Regions from separate parts of the Mus musculus genome. Here region 1 is linked to region 2. The links are chromatin loops, found by intact Hi-C in ENCODE. Cell type or tissue: gastrocnemius. All regions are shown on one strand.

What was found. A loop is a pair of places that touch in the nucleus more often than their neighbours do. Peaks named below come from ENCODE experiments on the same cell type or tissue, not always from the same donor. Only the 100,000 strongest peaks of a DNase experiment are listed, where the experiment ranks them.
Region 1: a loop joins it to region 2, with 2.7 times the contacts of the local background. A loop is called at or near these places in 25 of 42 quality-filtered maps.

Annotation. Positions count from the first base shown.
Region 1 is chr4:85,818,155-85,820,654 of GRCm38, forward strand. It overlaps a transcript of Adamtsl1 not described here. Among named protein-coding and RNA genes, the nearest start is that of Adamtsl1, 230 kb to the right of the region's middle. In gastrocnemius, a CTCF peak has its summit at 1,210 (motif pointing left); a DNase peak (open chromatin) is centred at 1,208.
Region 2 is chr4:85,153,416-85,155,915 of GRCm38, forward strand. No RefSeq gene overlaps it. Among named protein-coding and RNA genes, the nearest start is that of Sh3gl2, 51 kb to the right of the region's middle. In gastrocnemius, no CTCF peak of the experiment used is centred here; a DNase peak (open chromatin) is centred at 1,125.

The DNA.
Region 1 (2,500 bases), 660 kb after region 2:
GTTCACATATAACCTTTTGGAAAGTGCAGAAGGGGTTAATTAATTGTCCGAGCAATTAATGCTGTTGATTCTGCAGTGATCATCAGTTACTCAGAACACAATTTATGTCTTGTTTGTTTGTTTGTTTGTTTGCTTGTTTGTTTCAGTTGCAAGGGTCTGCTTGAGAAAGCTCCCAGGCCCGTGAACATCTGAAATCACTGAAGCAATGACGGGGAAATAAAGATGTCATAGTTTAACATGGGTGGAAATCACAGGCTTGAGGCCTTGACTTGAACATTATTAAACTTCACAGTCTTTAGTGACATTCAGTGTCTGCAAGTGAACACAGATCCAGATACCAAATAGATAGCATGCTCTGTTCTCTAATTTTACAGTCTTACAGACTTTCAATATAGATGAGGACCATCAGAAAGAGTGTCCCACACAGCAGCCATTAGTTCTCCAATGAGGAGGATAGGGGTGCTTGCCTGTTTATAGCCCCTGGAATTAGCACCATTTATCTTCTATCATTACATACTGAGTGGGCGTGTCCTGGTACAGCACATCTGTGTAGTATGTCAGGATGATGACAGTGCTCAGAGGAACCCTGGGGCATCCTTCCTGTCTGGACTTGCTCCATGTCTGTATTCACAGTTACGCTGGCATCTGCTTTTTGGTTTTCATTCTCTTACTTCATTTATATTCCATGTCCCATTGTTTACCTGTGCTGCTTTTGTGTTTTGAGAAATGGTGTGGCTTCTTTTGTGTACATTTTGTGGCTAAACCCTAAGAGCAGTTCAGAAAAACAATTATATCATTCTGTCCATCTAAAATATGGTTGTTGTTGTTGGTGGGTTTTTTTCATTCAGAAAGTTAATATAAATTGACTCTGAGAGACAAACCTTTAATTTAAGGCCAGGTCATACAATTGAAACATAGTTTTTAACTGTAAATAATCAGATGTATATTTTTGTATGATTTTGCATTTGAAAAGATATCACAACTTCAGAGTTACATAATAATCAACACTGTATGGTACCAGGTTTTATTCTGTTACTAATATTTATATTATAAACACTATCTTTGACATATCCTTATGCAACTATTTTGATAAAATTTATCATTATCCTGACCCATTCTTTAATTTGTCATTTCCTAGTCAGTGTACAGCAGATTTGGCAGCCTAGCAGAAAAGGCATTGAAGCATCATTGTGCACACTCTATCACCCTCTGGTGGTCAGATGAAGAATTTCAGCCCTCTTCCCTGGAGAGTTAACATCCCTGAATGCTCTATTGTAGAACATGCTAGATATGGACTTTTCACCTGTAATTCCTATTTAAAGCCATGGGTGTAAACTTGCAATTTCCATCCATGGGAACAATTTTCACACTGTTTTCCTTAAAAAAAAAAAAAAAGAATGTGCCCGAGGAGTGCTTGGTAATTTCTCTACAATCTTCAAGATCCCAATGTGTAATTTTAAATCTAGGTAATAGAAAATAAAATAAATATAAATGGGACCCTATAATTTACATGATCTCATTTTGTACTGTTGACAGTGAATAGGAGCCTCCTCTGTGACTGACAACATTGGTAGAGGAAGTTGCCAAGGTTCCTAAAACATTCATCTTGAAAATATATTGGGAGTGCTGGAGGTAGCTGTGTGCACACAGGTAGCACTGACAGAGTATATATCCTGCTTGTAAGGAAATAGCTGACTGGTGTTTGACATGGAAGATGAGTTTGTTCGTTAGTGTATTTAAGAAAGTAAAAGAAAACAAATCACATTTTTAAATAACAGGGAATAGGAACAAGAAGCCAAATACTTCCTATTGTCTTCAAAATTCAGGACAAGAATTTCTATTGAGAAGCTAAGAAGCCAGACAATGAAGCTCTCTCCATCTTTCTAATTTAAATGAGCAATAGTGTGGGCAACATTGTCTAGTATGTGTCCCCAAAATGCTTAACAAAATAGGCTGCCTTTCTCTGCATCATGGGATCCAGGTTACATACCAGCCTCTTGACCTAACTATAGGTGTGGGTGTGGGGGGGGGGTACTCATTAGCCAGTAGACATGCACGTGGGAAGAATTTTGCATTGGAATGCTTGACTGTGGTCTTGCCTAGGAGTAGACTAAGTGACCTGCAGCCTCTCAGAATGGCATCACAAGAAGACTGGTATTTCCAGTGGGAGTATACAGTTTGTTCATTTTCATACAGCTTCTGCATCTAATGTATTGTGTAAAGGAAATTAGCATTATTAGTGTTCATAGTGATTTCTCTATTCAGCCACCAAACATGTTTTTGTCTATAAAGGCCATCATAGGGGATACAATTCAAACTCCTTAGGAGTTATGGTATAGGGCATGACCCTGGTCTTTAAACTCCGATAGTCCTGGATTCAAATTACATACTGACCAATAGCCTGGTGTGCATTGTTTAGTTCAAGTACTTAAACATTCCATCTTTCTTCAGCACTACTACTGCACGAGTACCCTCTTCCCACTTCTTGCTTTCATCCAGT
Region 2 (2,500 bases):
ATACCAAAAGTCCCCCATAGCCACCCACCCCCACTCCCCTACCCGCCCACTCCCCCTTTTTGGCCCTGGCGTTCGATCACAGGGCTCCCAATGGAGGAGCTAGAGAAAGTACCCAAGGAGCTAAAGGGATCTGCAACCCTATAGGTGGAACAACGTTATGAACTAACCAGTACCCCGGAGCTCTTGACTCTAACTGCATATGTATCAAATTTGAAAATTTAGTCTATGTGCCTCTAACCTATGTGAAACAATCTAACTATAACAGTTTGTATGGTAGTTGTCAAAGTTCATACAAAGAAGAAAAGACAAACCTGCTTTGATTAAAATATTTGGCAACTGAATCCCAAATCCATAGGGTTTCTGTAGAGATTAAAGGGAGATTTTTGGTTTAGAAAATCCTGGAGAGGAGAGAGATTGGAGGCGTATGTACAGGTCTCAGCAGAGAGAGCTGGAGAGGTCTGGCTGCAGAGGCTGGGCCATGGACAGGAAGAGAAGCAGTGTGAGGGCAGGCACTATGGAAAGCCTTGGAGCTGGTTCTAGAAGAGGTGCTCACTGTGCAATTCCTCCTTAAGGTACCACTATAGACACTCGTTCTTTAGCCAACTAGCCTCTTCATACCGAGTTCTTCTTTGAGCCAAAGTCCATGAAATATGTGTGCCCTTCTTTATCCTTAGGTGTGTGCTCTCCCCTTGCTATTAGGTAATAGCTGGCATGGAGCTCTGCTATTACCAGCAGGCAACTCACTGCTCTGTGGGCAAGCAAGGAGTAGGCAGAACTGACCCTTCTCAGTGCTGACATCAGGGTACCGAACTGTGACACTACAAAACTGCTAGAACAAAATGCGCTCCGAACATGGGTGCTTTGACAACACATGAAAAATTCATCCCTGGCAGTATATCCAGAGCTGCTCTAAAATATCGTGAAACATAGATCTGTTTTTCACTGCAGTGTTTCAAAGGTTTTATTTCCCCTTATACTTTTTTTTTTTGATGACTATCGGATCAGAGGAGTTGACTAAAACTTTCTCCATATGATCTTTATGATATTATAGATTCATGAACCACTTAACTGAAGTCCACAATGGTAACCCCTGCCCAATTCACAGCATTTCCTACTGGCCCTCACTATGTTGTGTTGGCTCCTGTCCCCTGTGACAACTGAAGACCAGCTGTCTCCCAGGGCTTTTGCAAGAATTAAAGAGATAATACTTGAAAATTGTTAGTCTGCTGTGTATAAATATCCACTACCTTCCTTCCATGTAAACAGTTTACATGAGAATGGGAGGGGTGACTACCCATTTAGCTATAAGCCAGGAGAGCATTAATCAGCTTAATTCCTCAGATGGCTCTAAAAGAGAAATTATTCTCAGATGCTAGCTTGCCTACAACCCTACAGCAAATATGTAGGCAAGCCAAGCTCAGAACTCTGAAGCCCTTTGTTAGTATGCAATCCCGACCTGGATTCTTCAAACCAAATAAGAAATCCCATAGACCTCATATAGCCTTTGAATCTCCCAGGGATGAGGTCCTGTGGGGAGATAGTTGATCTTACACTTAGCTTTAAGGCCATAGTGCAACACCAGCAAGCCCTAAAGAAGCATCGCTGGTTAATACAACGTGGAAAGTAGACCTATCTCTCTCACAAGAATGTCTACACTAGATTCTATCTAGAATGTATCTAGATTCTGTTTTCCATACATAGGAATAAACAAATGAACAAAGAATATTTTAAAGAATATGCCAAGATTGATACATAAGTTCAGAACCAATTTACCCTGACCACTGTAATTTTAATGGATGTTTTCCTACTGGCAAAACCTACTTGCTTTGTATTTGTTTCTTTAATTATCAGAAAGTCTGGTCCAATCTCCTAGGGTTTCAATGACTTCCAAATAGATACTTTTAAATTGATACTGATGCTTTGGTGTAAAAATCATTGAGTCAAAGGCACTGTTGTGCCCCTAGATGTGTGGGTAAGTGGAAAAGCTTATGAATGCAAGTGTCTGGTCTGGATTCAGTGAACCAAACATCACTGCAAGGGTAGCTTTATGTCCATCTAGAAATTGCACTGCCCAAATCACCATGATTGCCTTGAGTTTGAAGAAAGCTACTCTTCACACCCTGATTTATGCACACATATTCCTTTGAAATGCATTAGTCAGTGAGGCTCAACTCAGATATAACTTAGTGGAAATTAAGTATGAATATTTTCTAATGAATTATTTGTCCCTACCTCCTTTCTTTAACAGCATGATGTGCTGTGTGAGCTTTGGCCTCATAAATACATCCTTGGCATTCACTTCTAGTATTACTGAGCTATCTAAAAGTTTCATACTTATATCTTGGGAAGTTAAACTGTCCTGTGTTTGTGATCTCTTGAAAAAGTCACTATAAAAAAGCTTAGACCTGCAGCAGTTAGTGAAATCGATCAGCCTGTGCATTAGGGAGGACTTGTCAATTGAGCACATCCTTCCATTAAAGGGATGACCCCTGCGGAGCTG